Regions from separate parts of the Homo sapiens genome. Here region 2 is linked to region 1. The links are chromatin loops, found by intact Hi-C in ENCODE. Cell type or tissue: Calu3. All regions are shown on one strand. Each heading gives the region's core, and the rest is flanking DNA. Links, peaks and the distances in the headings are about the cores only. Region 1 holds the start of TFDP3 (transcription factor Dp family member 3). Region 2 overlaps USP26 (ubiquitin specific peptidase 26).

The links. Peaks named below come from ENCODE experiments on the same cell type or tissue, not always from the same donor. Only the 100,000 strongest peaks of a DNase experiment are listed, where the experiment ranks them.
Region 2: it touches region 1 in a loop (13-fold over the local background); 7 of 110 quality-filtered maps call a loop at or near these places.

What each region holds. Positions count from the first base shown.
Region 1 is chrX:133,211,280-133,220,624 of GRCh38, reverse strand. TFDP3 (transcription factor Dp family member 3) reads left to right here and starts at 2,271. Exons shown (of 1, transcript NM_016521.3): 1 at 2,271-3,963. The coding sequence starts at 2,366. The coding sequence ends at 3,583. In Calu3, for the core only: CTCF peaks have their summits at 4,444 and 4,651 (motif pointing right); a DNase peak (open chromatin) is centred at 4,664.
Region 2 is chrX:133,041,789-133,051,133 of GRCh38, reverse strand. The region is part of intron 5 of USP26 (ubiquitin specific peptidase 26); the gene reads left to right. Among named protein-coding and RNA genes, the nearest start is that of USP26, 51 kb to the left of the region's middle. In Calu3, for the core only: a CTCF peak has its summit at 4,894 (motif pointing left); a DNase peak (open chromatin) is centred at 4,933.

The DNA.
Region 1 (9,345 bases), core at 356-8,355:
AGTCTGGTTTCATAGGTTCACAGCTAGAGAGGAATTTTGTCTCTGGATGAATCTTACCTTAGTCTCACCAATATATAATTTACATGATATTTAGATGAGACTTTGGACTTCAGACTTTAAGAGTTGATGCTGGAAAGAGTGACGACTTTGGGGACTGTTGGAATGGAATGAATGCATTTTGCATGTGAGAAAACATAAATTTGGGGCGAACCAGAGGGGTTAAAACTCTCTCCTTAATTAAACTTTAGACAGGCTCTTCTAAGCCCTCTTTTTGACCTCATCCTTGCTAAGTCTAGTTTTAGCAGGAGTTTAGCTTAAGTCACTTTAGTGAGAATCCCCTGCTCTTGATATCCAATCACCTTCAATATCTGATCACACTCTTCTTCCCCACCCTTGATATCTGATCACCCCAGCCTACCTTTAGCAAGAATCTTGTTAAGTTGGTTTAACAAGAATTCATCTACCCTTGATGTATCTTCTTAGTAATTTTTCATCCACTGACCACTTTGCTCTGCTCCTTGGCTATAAATCCTCTTGCATTTACTGCATTTAGAATTGAGCCCAGACCAGGTGCAGTGGCTCACAGCCGGGCGTGGTGGCGGGAGCCTGTAATCCCAGCTATTCAGGAGGCTGAGGCAGGAGAATCACTTGAACCCAGGAGGCGGAGATTGCGGAGGTTGCAGTGAGCCTAGATCGTGCCACTGCACTCTAACCTGGGTGACAGAGTGAGACTCTGCCTTAAAAAAGAATTGAGCCCAGTTCTATCCTGAGGTCTTTTTGCCCCATTGCCATAGTTCCTGAATAATATCTGTTTTACCTCTTTTATTACTGTCCAGCTCTGGTTCTGTTAGGCAAATGCTATAGACTGAATTTTGTCCCCCTACCCAATAAAATTCATATGTTGAACTCCTAACCCCCAATTTCACTACTCTTTCACTACTGTCCAGCTCTGGTTCTGTTTAGCAAATGCTATAGACTGAATTTTGTCCCCCTACCCACTAAAACTCATATGTTGATGCCCTAACCCCCAATTTGACTGTATCTGGAGATAGGGTCTTTAGGAGGTAATTAAGGTTAAATGAGGTCATAAGGGTGGGTCCCAAATAGGATAGGATGTGTCCTTGTCAAAAGAGATCTCTCCAAGCCCTGCTGCCATGTGAGGACACAGTGAGAAGGCAGACATCTGAAAGCCAGGAAGTGAGCCCTCACCAGAAACCAACCCTGCTGGAAACTTGATCTTGGACTTCTAGCCTCCAGAACTGTGAGAAAATAAATGTCTATTGTTTCAGCCACCCAGTCTATGGTGTTTTGTTACGGCAGCCCGAGGTGAGTGAGACAGCACCTCTGTGTATCTGAGGCTGAGGTGTATGCTTGTGTGCAATCACATGCATTATTTCCAGAGTCGAGGTGCTAGAGGAAGTTGGTGTGGACTAGAGAAGCAGGCCTGAAGACACAGAGCCTGTGTGGCATGGTTATTAGGACTTTTGGTGAGTAAGGCAGAGTTGAGACCAACGGTGGGAGAAAGAGACTGCCACAGGCCTCTGCTTCTGCTGGGCTTTGTCTTGTTCTCTCTTTAGATTTCTTTCTCATTGGCAATGTGTGTAGCTTCCAAAGTGAGGTGTAGGCTGTGGACTTAGTCTATTGATTGTACCACAGCCCAACAAATAAATGATACTGTATATTGTTAACTCCTTTTTCCCATCTCTATCTACTCAGGAAGGCTTAGTGTAGCTGTTTGGGTAGAGAGACAAAAACTGGATTCTTCCACAATAAGCTTCTTGACCAGCAGGTGAAGAAATAATCCTTGCAAGAGCCCAGATCCAGCTTCTTGTGAGACAATGGCTGAGAAGAAATGATAGACGGGCCTGCAGAGGCCTACACGTCTGATTTTCATCAGTCCCTTTAGGATGTGCTATGGTTTAAATGTGTCCTCCAAAAGTTCATGTGTTGGAAACTTAATTACCATTGTAACAGTATTAAGAGGTAGGGCCAGAGGAGGAAAGGCTGAAGGCGTGAAAAGGCACGCAGGCGCACTGCACGGACCGCCCCCCTGCTGCTGCGCACCTCACGTGGCGCATGTTACGCCAGGTACCACACGCCACGTACTGCACACCACGTACCACACGCCACGTACCACACACCACGTACCACACGCCACACACATTATGCCACGCACGTTACGCCACGCACGTTACGCCACGCACGTTACGCCACGCACGTTACGCCACGCACGTTACGCCACGCACGTTACGCCACGCACGTTACGCCACGCACCTCACGGCAGCCCTACACTCGGCCTGGAAGAATTGTTTTTCTTCTCTGGAAAGGTGAACATTTATAGCATTTATTTCCCAAATCTGTTAACATGGCAAAATATGTCAGTCTCACTGAAGCTAACGAAGAACTCAAGGTCTTAATGGACGAGAACCAGACCAGCCGCCCCGTGGCCGTTCACACCTCCACCGTGAACCCGCTCGGGAAGCAGCTCTTGCCGAAAACCTTTGGACAGTCCAGTGTCAACATTGACCAGCAAGTGGTAATTGGTATGCCTCAGAGACCAGCAGCATCAAACATCCCTGTGGTAGGAAGCCCAAACCCACCCAGCACTCACTTTGCCTCTCAGAACCAGCATTCCTACTCCTCACCTCCTTGGGCCGGGCAGCACAACAGGAAAGGAGAGAAGAATGGCATGGGCCTGTGCCGTCTTTCCATGAAGGTCTGGGAGACGGTGCAGAGGAAAGGGACCACTTCCTGCCAGGAAGTGGTGGGCGAGCTGGTCGCCAAGTTCAGAGCTGCCAGCAACCACGCCTCACCAAACGAGTCAGCTTATGACGTGAAAAACATAAAACGGCGCACCTACGATGCCTTAAACGTGCTGATGGCCATGAATATCATCTCCAGGGAGAAAAAGAAGATCAAGTGGATTGGTCTGACCACCAACTCGGCTCAGAACTGTCAGAACTTACGGGTGGAAAGACAGAAGAGACTTGAAAGAATAAAGCAGAAACAGTCTGAACTTCAACAACTTATTCTACAGCAAATTGCTTTCAAGAACCTGGTGCTGAGAAACCAGTATGTGGAGGAGCAGGTCAGCCAGCGGCCGCTGCCCAACTCAGTCATCCACGTGCCCTTCATCATCATCAGCAGTAGCAAGAAGACCGTCATCAACTGCAGCATCTCCGACGACAAATCAGAATATCTGTTTAAGTTTAACAGCTCCTTTGAAATCCACGATGACACAGAAGTGCTGATGTGGATGGGCATGACTTTTGGGCTAGAGTCCGGGAGCTGCTCTGCCGAAGACCTTAAAATGGCCAGAAATTTGGTCCCAAAGGCTCTGGAGCCGTACGTGACAGAAATGGCTCAGGGAACTTTTGGAGGTGTGTTCACGACGGCAGGTTCCAGGTCTAATGGCACGTGGCTTTCTGCCAGTGACCTGACCAACATTGCGATTGGGATGCTGGCCACAAGCTCCGGTGGATCTCAGTACAGTGGCTCCAGGGTGGAGACCCCAGCAGTCGAGGAGGAAGAGGAGGAGGACAACAACGATGACGACCTCAGTGAGAATGACGAGGATGACTGACGTCCTCTCGCCTTAAGATTCAGCTTCAGGAAAACATTTAGGGAAAAGAAACTTTTTTTTTTTTTTTAATGTGAGGTTTTCTGTTTCTTTTTTGCCTACTCCCAAGAAGATATTGGTAAGCTATAGAATTTAGATATGCACCTCTGATAAGCAAGGATTGTTTCCCGTATGATTAAGACGTGCTGTTGATGTGTGTTTTGATACCAGTGTGCTGACACAGAATCTTTATTTACTTTTTAGGATTTTGTGTTTTCATTTTCTATTTTTCTTTAAATGCAGAGTTCATTGTTGCCCCTTAACAGTTTTTCCTGAGTTTACTGAAGAAATTGTACTTCATCCACATCCATGAAAATAAAATGCTCTCCTTTTGTGCACAGTGAGTACCGAATGCCGTTTATTTGCCTTGGATTTGGATGGCACCCCCACTGATGCATAGCAAGACTCTTGAGTTTTCCATTTGTTCAGTTTTGCAGTGTCCAGAGCCCCAAGCAAACGGCAGAATTCTATTTTCAGAACAATAAACACCATCAATCTTAAAAAAAAAGAGGTAGGGCCTTTAAGAGGTGATTAGGCCATAAGGGCTGTGCCCTCATCAATGGATTAATGCTGTTATAATAGGAATAGACTCTTGATAGAAGGATAATTTCAACCCTGTTCCTCTGTCTTGAATGCTTGCTTGCCATTCTGCCATGTTAGGACACAGCAGGAAGGTCTTCACTAGGTGCCAAGCATATGCTGGCACCATGGCTTTGGACTTCTCAGGCTCCAGAACCATAAGCCAAATAAATCTATTTTTCTTTATAAATTACCCAGTCTGTTATAGGAGCAGAAAACGAACTAAGACAGGATGGCTGAAGGCTCCTAGCCGGCAATCAATGCACATCTATCTATGCAGGAATCATTTGCTGACTGGAAGCAAGATGAGTAGGTTTTCCTTTTTCAAATTGGTGAGATAGAACAGCAGTGGAGCCTATAGCAGTGTCATGGTATGGTGAGAAGAAACTGGGTTAGAACCTAGGTAGGGAGATCTTGACTCATTAATATGAGAAAGTTGTACCAAAAGTGTGGCTGGGGACAGCAGAGGGAGCTGTTGCTTTCTTCAAGCACAGTTTCACAAAGGGTCATCTTTCCAACCATATGCAGACCTGTCCAGAGTTCCAAGAAAAAATAGACACTAGGATAATCACTGTGAAAGCAAGACCGTAAGACCCATTAAGAGAGGGCAGGTAGTTAATTACAATGAGATACCACTTCACACCCATTAGGATGGCTATTATGATTATTATTTTGAGATAAGGTCTCTATTGCCCAGGCCTGCAGTGCAGTGGAAAGATCATGGCTCACTGCAGCCTCAACGTTCCAGGCTCAATCAATCCTCCCACCTTAGCCTCCCGAGTAGCTGGGACTACAGCTACTCCACACCTAGCTAATTTTTTTTTTTTTGGTATTTTTTGTAGAGTTGGGGTTTCACCATGTTGCCCAGGCTGGTGTCGAGCCCCTGGGCTCAAGCAATCCACCTACCTCAGCGTCCAAAAGTGTTGAAATTACAGGTGTGAGCCACCACACGTGGTCATGACTGACTTCTTTTACTTAGCAAAATGTTTCCAAGGTTCATCCATCTTGTAGCATGGATCAGTACTTCATTCCTTTTTATGGGTAACATTCCATTGTATGGATAGATAGACTTTTTGTTTATCCAGTCATCTCTTGATGGCCAGTTGGGTTGTTTCTGCCTTTCGGCTATTGCGAGTAACAGTGCAGTGAACATTAGTATGCAAATATCTGTTCAAGTCTCTGCTTTCAATTCTCTTGAGTATGTGTGTATCTGGGAGTGGAATTACTGGGTCATATGGTAACACTATATTAAGCCTTTTGAGGAACCACCAGGCAGGTTTCCACAGAAGCTGTGAAACTCCCACCAGCAACATACAAGACATCTAAGACATGGTTTCGAGTAGTCTTGGGAGTAGAGAAGACACTACCAAGGTCACCTGTGTATAGTGATGGCACTGGCTGGTCCCTGTTTTTTGGGGGATCGGTTCCCTTGTGTCCTGTCTGAATACTTTTCCAAACCATGCTGCAAAACACGTGCCTTTTTTTCCCCCCATCAAGCCTTAACATAGTTGCCCCACTTTGGAAGGCTTTCAGCTCCTAAAAATTTCTGAGGAACGTTGGATCACTGAGAGGGCTGCTCCTCACCTCCAAGGGACATGTCACATAGCTCCACCTGCACTGCTTGTCAGATGTGGACTCCATGAAGGGGTGGGCACTGCCATAGCCAGTGTTCAGCCTTTGCCCTGCCTTCCCCTTGGCGCTGGCACCTAGAACATCCGAATGAACAGTCTCCTAAGGTCTGGAGCAAAGCCTTCCCAGCCAAGTGCAGCCAGCAGCCCCAGACAGTACCTCCTTTTGCCTTCTGGCCTCCTAATGTGCTTTGCATTAAAATATCCATTTTGGCTTTGCCTTTGAGTCAATTCTCAGGGGAGCAAGTAAAAGCTGAGCCATGAACATGTGGCCCATGGAGATGTAGTAGACAGAGAAATGACTGCAGTTCATTCCAGTCAGGCCCTTTTGGCGTTTTTCCCACACACCAGCAATGCCTAGGACTGACGTGTCCTTGTCTGAGCTCCGCCACTAACTGGAGGTACAATTTCAGCAAATCCCTTCTCTTCTCTCAGTCTCAGTTTCCCCATCTAATAAATGGGCAGGGAATCTCCAGGAGACACTTCCAACTCTAAATATTCTATTACTAACATTCAAGCAGAGCCTGACTCTAAGAAGCACAATCGGCATCCTTTCTGTGCGATAGAATGATAGTCAATGCTTTGGAAGATATTTGCTTTCCTGGCGAAAATGGTATGAAATAAATTTCTTTTATAATGATTCTGGTCTCAAGCCCTCCAAAACCCAGCTCCACTCTTGAAATGTTATAGGATAAGTTTTTATTTGCAGAATTTGAGTGTGACCTTTGCTGAGGCAGAACATGGTTTTGGGGGAGGGGGAGAGGCAAATGGAGGTGGGAAATACTGGATTGTGATTAACCAGATAATGAACCCCACCTGCTTTTAATCAGCCACTTCCTGTTCTCCCAGACCTCTAAACTTTTAATATTAATGGAAACAGATTTGAATTCTGGAAAGAGCTATTCTGGAAAATAATTGGATATTTACTAGGTGAAAAGTGAAATTGCACAGGCATTTCATAGGGTTTGGTATTTGACAGGTGCCATTTTTTCTTTCCAATGTGTTGCATACCTCTGTTTTATAAACCAATATGGATAGTGGTATAAAAGATTACGGGTTTACATGGTGGCAAGGCCTGGGAACATGTTCAGGGGGGTTGGTGGGCAGGAAGAGAGAACTTCAATTGGGGACAAGGCTGAAATGATTTGATTAGTAGGAAAAAAATATTTGAAGGCAAAGAATATTTCTTTAAAAGAAATATACCCATGTTCATAAATGGAGATTGCACAGAGAGAGAGAGAGAGAGAGAGATTGGCTTACCTGTGGAAGTCTGACTGCATACAAGAAGGTAACGCCTCCCTTGGCTTCTTAAAGAACTTTGTAGTTAGAGAAGGCAGGAAGGCACTGGAAGAGAGTGGGGAGATTTTATTAAAACAAAGCACAGAGCTCTCCAGGGTTGCAGGCAAGCAGAACAAATGGAAAGCAGATCTGCCAGAAAGCAAAGGAGGGCTGCTCCAGTGGGGTGACTCAGGCCCTTTGGGTTCTTTCCCTTGAGCGTCTCTCACTTCAGTCATTACTACTGTGATCATTAGGATTCCCCGCGTGTTTCCTCTTTAATGGTCTGGCCCTAGTGTGGACAGAGCCCCACCTTTTTTATTGAGATGGGGTTTTGCTCTGTCATTCAGGCAGGGGTGCAGTGGCACAATCATAGCTCACTGCAGCCTCGACCTCCTGGGCTCCAGCAATCCTCCCGCCTAGCCTCCAGAGTAGCTGGGACTGCAGGGACACACCATCACTCCCAGCTTTTTTTTTTTTATTTTGTACAGATTTATGTTGCCCAGGCTCAAGCGATCCTTCTGCCTCGGCCTCTCAAAGTGCTGGGCCTCTCAAAGTGTGAGCCACCACACCTGGCCAACAGAGCACATTTTAGGGGGATTCCTTCAGAGACAGCTGAAACTGGCTGTCCCTCTGCCCCTCTCTCCTTCCCCCCCTCCCCCCCCTCTTCCCCTCTCCCCCTCTCCCCGCCTCCCCCTCTTCCCCTCTCCCTGTCTTCCCTCTCCCATCTCTCCCGCCTCACTCTTGTCACCCAGGCTGGAGTGCAGTGGCGCGATCTCGGCTCACTGCAACTTAGCCTCCCAGGTTCAAGTGATTCTTGTACCTCAGCCTCCTGAGTAGCTGGGATTACAGGTATGCACCACCACACCAAGCTATTGTTTGTGTTTTTAGTAGAGACAGGGTTTTCACAATGTTGGCCAGGCTGGTCTTGAACTCCTGACCTCAAGTAATCTACCCACCTCAGCCTCCTGAAGTGCTTGGATTACAGATGCGCACTACCACTCCTGGCTAATTTGTGTGTGTGCATGTATTTTTGAATAGAGATGGGGTTTTACCATGTTGACCAGGCTTATCTCAAACTCCTGACCTTAAGTGACCTGCCTGCCTCAGCCTCCCAAAGTGCTTGGATTACAGGTGTGAGTCACTGTGCCCGGCTTGATTTTCTTTTTCTTTTCTTTTCTTTTCTTTTCTTTTTTTTTTTTTTTTTTGAGACGGAATCTCGCTCTGTCTCCCAGTCTGGAGTGCAGTGGCAGGATCTCAGCTCACTGCAACCTCCGCCTCCTGTGTTCAAGCAATTCTCCTGCCTCAGCCTTCTGAGTAGCTGGGATTACAGGTGTTTGCCACCATGCCCAGCTAATTTTTGTATTTTTTAGTAGAGATGGGGCTTTGCCATGTTGGCCAGGCTTGTCTCGAACTCCTGACCTCAAGTGATCTGCCCACCTCAGCTTCCCAAAGTGCCGGGATTACAGCTGTGAGCCACCTCAACCGGCCTGGCCTGATTTTCTTAAAAAATATATTTTTAAATTTAAATTAAGGAGAAAACACCAAGGAAATGCTTTACAGAGAATACATGCAACACTCAAAACAGGCTTCCATAGCAGATATTTTCCTGATCCTGCTATAATTTACTTGTAGTCCCAGAGGCAGGTCTAGTTTTACCATAATCTTAGCTGCTTTCTGGTCCTGCTAGTTCCCTGTCAGTCTCAATATGACAGCCACCATCTTATTTCCCACCAGAAGAGTGTGAGCACCCAGTTATCTCTTCTCTTTCTAACCAGGGTAGAAGGACTTGTTTCCCCAGCCCTATTTTTTCTCCCTCCAATCAGTGGTTCTAGTTTTCAGCTGAAGGATTCTCCTTGTTGACCATCAATTGGTAGGTTGAGGTGTGTCTTTCATCTGTGAGTATAATGTTGGTCACATGTGAGGCTGGCCAGTGAAGTCTGGACTGCTCAGTGCAGGCTGAGCCACTGATGGGAGAACAATTGAGTCCCCCACTTATTGATGAAGTAGCATATTTAGGTCTCAAGGGACAGACAGAATTACTTTGTAGGGCTTTATCCATATCCTTTGGGGAGGACACTGTAGGAGTATTAAAGAAGTAGCTTAATCATATAAAAAGCCTTCTTCTGAGGAGGAGTCTTGATTGGCCATATGTGCCATTCCGCCTTTTCAGTTTCTTTAGATAGTTACTTGGAGAAAAAGATAAAATGGTTTAGCTTTCTCGAATTCATGAAGAAAATGGTG
Region 2 (9,345 bases), core at 813-8,812, 170 kb after region 1:
AGAAAGGGGATTGGAAAGGGAAATGCTGTGCATGGGGGTTTGGGTCAGCAAACCTCTAGTACCTGCCAAACGGAATTAGATATCACAATAGATTTTCCAGAACTGTCAAGGTATTAAGCTATGCCTAGAGTCACCTTATTTTATAGATCTTAGATCTGTACTGTCAAATATGATAGCTACTAGCTACTTGCAACTATTTAAATTAAAAATTAAATAAAATTCAGGTTCCTACTCTCATTAGTCATATTCAAGCATTCAGTAACCACATATGGCTTGTGGCTACCATATTAACAGTGTGGATATAGTACTTTTCTGTCACTGTGAAGTGTTCTGTTGCACAGTGCTGTAGTAGATAAAATAGGGTCAGTGAAGGAACATAGTTAATTTACAGTTCTCAGAGCTTGCTAGCAGCAGAGCAGACACTAAGCACGTGGTCTTCTGATGTTTGATCAACATTCTTTTAAGTAGATAACATGGCTTCTTAAACATTTCTGTCCTCCTGCTTAATATTATTGCTTCTTTTTTTAAAAAAAAATTATACCTTTATAGTTTATTCTATCCTCTAGTGAATATGATTAGCTAAAAGTATATGAGCAATTTGTGGTGTTTTCACTCATTAAACTGCTTAACATTACAATATAATGAGGACCTGAGTGGTCACAAATAGGTCATTTGAGACTAGTTAAAAATTGTGGTGATGATGAAGCAATCTGTTTTAGCCTTAATTCTATGTTTTCATTTTTATGGTGGTTAAAATGCATTGCCTCTTTAAGAAACCAGATGGTAAAATTGAGTGTTTTAAAAGACAGAAGGTGGAATAGCTGGAGGCTCAAAGTGTTGCTCACCCTTCAGAAAGCTTTTTAGATCCTCAGCATAGAGAAGGGCTAGAGTGGGAGAAGTGCAGAAGCAAAGTTGTATGTAAGAGTAATAAAAAGCAGAAAGGCCGTTATCACCTAGATTCTATGCAATATCAAGCTATAAATGGAAACACCTGGTTTAAAGTGTGCAAATAACCTTGGGTGATGGTGAGGGGGACAAAAGACGTTAGTTAGAATAAAAGGAATATTAGAAGTCAGAGATAAGAGTGCTCTATGTATTTGAATTCCTTCTTTCTTTGGTCATTTATTTAAGTGGGCTATTTTACAAATAGTAAATGGGAAATGTTAAACTGCTTTCTTATTTATCTAAAAGTATATGCACACATAATCTGGTTTATTGCTGGTATTCTTGATTTCTTAACAAAAATTTATCTGGTTTGCCTGTGCTGCCTGAAGTAGACATCATTAATCACCTTGTGGCTATAGCTAGAGGTGAAAGTATTTCAGAGGAGTAAACATCATCCTCTCATACCTGGCCTTCATTTCTAACTCCCTTTGTATAAGGAATAAAACCTTAGCAATGAAAACCAAATACTTAGCGACCACCCACTCTAGTGCATTAGTTAGAACATGTCCAATATTCTTGAGCATTGGTCTCATTTTTTTCATACAAAGAAATTTAACCTTTCACCTAACTCATTTCCCTGGTCCATTCAGTCTCTGTGTATGTGTCTGTGCATGTTTTTCAAGCACTCAGCAAGGAAGTAAATAACTAGGATAAGCATCTATAGGTTGAGAAGATCTTGGTTTCTTCTAGAGATGTGCTTTGTTTTCACATATCCAGAAGACACAAATGGAAATTGTGTTTTTTAGGAAAATACAGCACAGGTAATCAGTGGAGAATCTGATCTGAGTTCAGTCCCTAGCTATGAGGATGTGTATTTGACAGTCTATGTACTGATATTGAAAGAATATGAGGGAATTAGCTTTGTGCCCTTGAACAAGTAATTTACCCATAGGCTTATTTTTCTCATTTGTAAATGAGGAGCATGAACAAGTTTTTTTTGTGACCCAAGTTTCATGATTCAGTGGGAAATATCCCTGGCTTAGTATTTAGAAGTCATTAAATGTGTAACCCCTCCACACACATGAAAAAGTACACTAGAAATTGCTGAAAACAACCGCAGTAGAAAATGCCCAGTACAACTCATTGTCTCTTTCAGTGAGAAAATTGCAAGTTCCAAAGGAAATTCTCATGAATTCTGACTCTCATCAGGAGGCACTGAGTAAATCAATGTATTATTGATCAACCTGCTCTCATGAATCTTTTCTCTCCATTTGTCTCTTTACCTATATGGTGAGTGACATGTCCAGCAGCTCCTCAGAGAAGTAAGCATAGGTGGCTCACCAAATTCCAAGGGAGTTGTGCTTAGTGGAGCAAAAACAAGTGGACTTTAAAGAATGCAACTGGGCCAGGCGCAGTGGCTCACGCCTGTAATCCAAGCACTTTGGGAGGCCAAGGCGGGCAGATCATGAGGTCAGGAGATCGAGACCATCCTGGCTAACACGGTGAAACCCCGTCTTTACTAAAAATACAAAAAATTAGCCGGGCGTGGTGGCGGGCGCCTGTAGTCCCAGCTACTCCGGAGGCTGAGGCAGAAGAATGGAGTGAACCCGGGAGGCGGAGCTTGCAGTGAGCCGAGATTGTGCCACTGCACTCCAGCCTGGGCGACAGAGCCAGACTCTGTCTCAAAAAAAAAAAAAAAATGCAACTGTTCCACTATGTTGTTGGCTTTAAAATAGCACCTGCTCCAGGGTATGAAGGTTCTGTCACATGTGCTCTCATGTGTTCAGTCAAAGGCATGAAAAAGTAAAATCCACGAAGGAATAATTATGAAAATAGGGATATACAAACAATCAAAGCCAAATCCCCTTCAATGGCTCCAAAGTCAAACCCCAAATAAGAACTCTGTAATTATACTATGCATGTCATATCCAAACCAATCCTGTCATTTAGCCCCATGAATTAATTACTTTATAATTAACAGTTATTGTTTGGGCATGTCAAATACTGGCTCTTCAAAATATCACCAGAATAACCTGTTGCCAAGGTAAAGCTACCTGAGTTTAGGGTTTAGCACTGTAGGGGGTAACTCTACCTTGACAAAATCTGATAGCATTTTAGGAAGGGAAAGGCAATGCCAGGATATTGAGACTTTAAAGTCTGGCTTAGTGAGAGGGGGGAATTGATTAAAATTAGGTAAAGATTATGATGTAATGGTTTAAAATTGGTGAGCGTGGAAAAACAGATTGGGAGGGAAGAAATTCAAAAAGTCTCAGGGTACAAGGTTCATGCTTTTTGTCTTGGTCTGTTTGGTCTGCTATAACAAAATATCACAAACTGGGTGGCTTGTAAACAATGAAAATTTATTTCTCACAGTTCTGGAGACTGGGAAGTTTGAGGTTAAGGTGCCAGCAGATTTGGTGTCTAGTAAGGGCACTCTTCTTGGTTCATAGATGGGGTCTTCTTGCTGTGTCATCACCATGGTGAAAAGGGCTAAGTAGTTCTCTGTGATCTCTTTAATAAGGGCACTAATTCCAGTCATAAGGCCTCTGCCCTCATGACCTAATCACCTCCCCCAAACCACACCTCCTTCTACCATCACTTTGGAGTTAGGATTTCAACATCTGAATATGGGGGGAAGGTGGGGATAAACGTTCAGTCCATTGCACATTCTATTGAAGAGTTGCTGGAATGAGCAGCAAAGCTATTTGCAATTTATATCTTCCTGGGCAAGAGTCTTGTGGAATAGTAAAGCAATGTTGATGAATACAGTGCAACAGTAGACTCATGTTAATGAAGAAACTAAACTGTGTTGGGGTAGATGGTTTGCTTCTTGGAACCTATGTACTAGAAGAAATATATATGCCCTGCTGCTCTCCAAGTACTTCAGGTATTTTAAAATTCACAGAGGCAAAGGCCAAGAATTGAGGGAATAGACATACTATTAGGTTTGGAGAATGGTGGACACATTCATGGAGAAGATAGCATTTGAGCTAGGCCCTGATCACTGGACATAAGTTTGTAGAGTTTGGATGGTAGCCTGCTGTTTCAGGCTAAAGGCTACTACTGCTTGGCTGGTCACGGCTTCCTTTCTTCTTTATGGGTTCATTCGGGGCAAGTAAGGGTTTTCATTTTGCCATAGTCCTGTGGAGGAAAAATGAAAGCAGAGTCATTGGTTGAGGTTTAAACTCTTATTTTTGAAGGCTGCTGGGCGCTTTCTGTAGCTAAGTAGCATGTTTTCTTGGCTCTGCTTTTTATAAATGAAGCTCAACATGGAGCAGTTTTCTTGGTTCTGTGCATTCCTTACTTTGAGGATGGCCTCCATTAGCATCACATAAAAATCACTAAAATAGCAGGGAAAGAAGAGGGATGAGGTGGTTTATTGGACTCTTAGGATTATGTTGAAGTATGCAAATCCACAGCAGCTGCTCATTCTCTCATCAGAGCTTTATGGGTTCCTTTTTTTCCAAAGGTGACTGAGCTGAGAGCCCTGTTTTTGTCAAACAGTGGGTTATAGACTCCAGGAAGCAGGAGCTGCAAAGCTCCAAATAACTGTGCAAGCATTGATTTTCTTTTATTTTTGGGTCTCTCTGTTTCTCTCTCTCTCTCTCTCTCTCTCGTCTCACACACACTTTTTAAATGGCAGCAAAGAGGAAGAAGATCTGGTATGCAGAATCAGGGACCACCTAAGTAGGGAGATGAATGAGAATCACCTTTTTAGGGGTTAGAGGTATGATTTAGGTTTTGGGAATCCAATCTTAAGGATATCTCAGGACAAGTTTTAAAAACAATGGACAAATTAAGGCAACTTTACAAATCTGCTCAGGAGACTGATCCTTTAGATAAGACAAATTGGTATTTTTAAGCCATTCTGAGGGATTTTCATTCCAATACCTGTGGCATTTAATACATTTTCAAGTTCATTTTCCAAACAAGCGTCTATATAAAATACCCTCACAGCTCTTGCTAGGTGTATGTTACAGTTCTCCTTAACTAAGCTGAAGATGCATTGAAGAATTGCTGCCCTCTTTACCTTGGAAATGAAAATGCTATAGCTCCCTCTTGTGTCGTGTGAGGCCAAACAACCCCTGATTGATCCACAGCAGTGGAATCTATTCCATTAGTGTCCCAATAGTATCTCTGCAAGGCTTTTTGGGGATGAGGACATTGATAGAAGGATAAGTACCAAGGAATCCTTGTAGGACCACCCCAAAACATTCCAGGGAGACCTCTGTCATACTCCTGCTTTTTGAAAAATGAACTTACCCACTACTCCGTAGTTGGATCAATACCTTTTCCTTTCCAGAATTGGACCTGTGGTCATGGATGTTCCCAGGATGACCTTGACCCAACAATGATTGTTGGAATAATCAATGGCAAGAAGTAACTGTTTTTTATTATTGTGTCCGGAATTGGTGGGTTCTTGGTCTCACTGACTTCAAGAATGAAGCCGTGGACGCTCGCGGTGAGTGTTACAGTTCTTAAAGGCTGCGTGTCTGGATTTTGTTCCTGCTGATGTTCGGATGTGTTTGGAGTTTCTTCCTTCTGGTGGGTTTGTGGTCTCGCTGGCTCAGGAGCGAAGCTGCAGACCTTCACGGTGAGTGTTACAGCTCATAAGGCGGCCCGTCTGGAGTTGTTCGTTCCTCCCGGTGGGTTCGTGGTCTTGATGGCTTCAGGAGTGAAGGTGTAGACCTTTGCGATGAATGTTACAGCTCATAAAGGCAGTGTGGACCCAAAGAGTGAGCAGTAGCAAGATTTATTGCAAAGAGTGAAAGAACAAAGTTTCCACAGTGTGGAAGAGGACTCCAGTGGGTTGCCACTGCTGGCTCGGGCAGCCTGCTTTTATTCTCTTATCTGGCCCCACCCACATCCTGCTGATTGGTCCATTTTACAGAGAGCTGATTGGTATGTTTTACAGAGAGCTGATTGGTCCGTTTTGACAGGGTGCTGATTGGTGCGTTTACAATCCCTGAGCTAGACACAAAAGTTCTCCAAGTCCCCACTAGATTAGCTAGATACAGAGTGCTGGTTGGTGTATTTACAAACCCTGAGCTAGACACAGAGTGTTGATTGGTGCATTTACAAACCTTGCGCTAGATACAGAGTGCTCATTGGTGTATTCACAATCCCTTAGCTAGACAAAAAGGTTCTCTAAGTCCCCACCAGATCAGCTAGACACAGAGCACAGATTGGTGCATTTACAAACCTTGAGCTAGACACAGAGTGCTGATTGGTGTATTCACAATCCTGTAGCTAGACAAAAAGGTTCTCCAAGTCCCCACCAGATTAGCTAGATACAGAGCACTGATTGGTGCATTTACAAACCCTGAGCTAGACACAGAGTGCTGATTGGTGTATTTACAATCCCTTAGCTGGACATAAAGGTTCTCCAAGTCCCCACTAGACTCAGGAGCCCAGCTGGCTTCACTCAGTGGATCCCACACTGGGGCTGCAGGTGGAGCTGCCTGCCAGTCCTGCACCTTGTGCTTGCACTCCTCAGCCCTTGGGTGGTCGATGGGACCAGGCACTGTGGAGCAGGGGGTGACGCTCGTCGGGGAGGCTTGGGCCACACAGGAGCCCACGGTGGGGAGCAGGGGAGGCTCAGGCATGGCAGGCTGCAGGTCCTGAGCCTGCCCCACGGGGAGGCAGCTAAGGCCGTGTGAAAAATCGAGCGCACCGCCAGTGGGCCGGCACTGCTGGGGGACCTGGCGCACCCTCCGCAGCTGCTGGTCCAGGTGCTAAGCCCCTCACTGCCTGGGGCCGGCAGGGCCGGCCAGCCACTCTGAGTGCAGGGCCTGCCAAGCCCATGCCCACCCGGAACTCTAGCTGGCCCGCAAGCACTGCGTGCAGCCCCGGTTCCCGCCCATGCCTCTGCCTCCACACCTCCCTGCAAGCTGAGGGAGCCGGCTCTGGCCTTGGCCATCCCAGGAAGGGGCTCCCACAGTGCAGCGGTGGGCTGAAGGGCTCCTCAAGCGCGGCCAGAGTGGGCGCTGAGGCTGAGGAGGCGCCAAGAGTGAGCGAGGGCTGCGAGGGCTGCCAGCATGCTGTCACCTCTCATTATCATAAGCTGTCAGCTTGTGATTTGTTTTCCTTATTCAGACTTCCCAGCATATTTATTTCAAGGAAGAATGTGAAGAGAGTAGTAGATGGGTGGGTGGGCACAAATAGTGCAGTTTACCCTCAGATTTCCTTCAAAGGTCAAGTGCCTGAGCTTTTTGACAGAAATTGAAAGACAAAACTGATGCATACTTAACCATCTGCTCACTTGTGGACTTACTTCTTTTTGAGCTATTTTTTTTTTAATGGAGCAATAATCTTTGTTTGCAATGGCTTTGGAAGTTTTTTGTTTTGTTTTGTTTTTTGTTTTTTGTAACACAGGCCCAGGCTTGAGTGCAATCACGGCTCACTGCCACCTCGGCCTCCTGAACTGATCCTCCCACCTCAGCCTCCTGAGTAGCTAGGACTACAGGAACATGCCACCACACCTGGCTATTTTTTTTCTATTTTTCGTAGAGATGGAGTCTTGCTATGTTGCCCAGGTTAGTCTCAAACTCCTGGGCTCAAGTGATTCTCCCATCTTGGCCTCCCAAAGTGTTGAGATTACAGGCATGAGCCACTGCTCCCAGCAGGAAGCACTTGATATGGGACAAGCCCCAGCCCCGCCTGTCTGCTATGGCAGCGCTCCTTAGTCAAGTGTCAGGACTTGCAAGCAAAGATGTCAGTGAAGGGTTAGAAATAGGTTTACCAGTAAGGACAAGAGAGCACAGTATAGCAGGATCAGGGCTGGAAGTTCTGCTGAGCAAAGAACGTTGTAATGGGATGTCAGATATGAGTAAAGTTGAGGGTTACTCTGGACAGAAAGTCCAAACTAAGTAAGATTACACAAACAGTGTGAGGGAAAAGGACCTGTGTGTCTGGGGGCTTCAGTAGCCCAGGAAATCTTTTAGCACTGGTAGCTCAGTTATCATTGGCCTACAGTAGGCTTCTAAAACTTCCTACAATCTCACCTTTCTTTTTACCTAATGAAATTTTAAAGCAAGTGAATCCCTGTACAGCACAGTGCTTAAGGTGTTCCCAATCCAGTACCTTCTCAAAATTCTCATCCTTTTTCTGGTCCCCCCTTCAATTTGACTACTTTCTGATAGCTTAAACCACCTCCACCAGTTCCTTCTCTGAATGCTTAAGCACTTATTGTCTGAATCAGTTTATTGACACCAAACTAACTCTGCCCAGAAATACTTCGTACCTTTCCTGGATTCCTGTCAGCACTCCAGATATTTGAGGGAATTAAACAAAGGCCTTTTTTTTTTCCTTTCCTAACTCAAGTCTAGACTGTGTGTTTTTTAAGGCTTCATGTTGCTTTACTGTCAAAATTGGTTCCAGGTCTTCCCTCTTACTTTTTGAGTATAGTGTCTAGCCATTCACATGCTTAGAGAATAAGGATTCCTAGCAGTGACAGGCACTGATACTGTACACATAAATACAATTAATACTGTGTCCTCAATAGGTGGAAGCACTCCTTGCTTGCCAAAAAAGTGGCAGTTTGGTTTTCTGTTGTTGTTGACAAACTTAAATAAATATTGAGCTCCTTGGAGGAGGGGCCAAGATGGCTGAATAGAAACAGTGCCAGTCTGCAGCTCCCAGCGAGACCAATGCAGAAGGCAGGTGATTTCTGCATTTCCAACTGAGGTGCCCAGTTCATCTCACAGGGACTGGTTAGGCAGTGGGTGCAACCCACAGAGAGTGAGCAGAAGCAGGGTGGGGCATTACTTCACCCAGGAAATACAAGGAGCTAGGGAACCTCCCTCCCTCAGCCAAGGGAAGGCGGGAGGGACTGTGCTATCTGGCCTGGGTACTATGCTTTTCCCATGGTTTTTGGAATCTGCAGATCAAGAGATTCCCTCATATGTCTACACCACCAGGGCCCTGGGTCTCAAGCACAAACTGGGTGGCTGTTTGGGCAGACACTGAGCTAGCTGCAGGAGTTTTTATTTCATACCCCAGCAGTGCCTGGAACCCCAGCGAGACAGAACTATTCACTCCCTTGGAAAGGGGGCTGAAGTCAGGGAGCCAAGTGGTCTCACTCAGTGGGTCCCGGTCCCATGGAGCCCAGCAAGCTAAGAACCACTGGCTTGAAATTCTCACTGCCAGCACAGCAGTCTGAAGTCAACCTGGGGTGATCGGGCTTGATGTGGGGAGGAGCATCCACAATTACTGAGGCTTTAGTAGGCGGTTTTACCCTGACAATGCTAAGGAGACTGGAAGATTTGGACTGGGCAGAATTCACCACAGTGTGGCAAAATGGCTATGGCCAGACTGCCTCTCTAGATTCCTCCTCACTGGGCAGGGCACCTTTGGAGGAAAGGAAGCAGCCCCAGTCGGAGGCTTATAGATAAAACTCTCATCTCCCTAGGACAGAGCACGTAGGAGGAAGGGTGGCTGTGGGCACAGCTTCAGCAAACT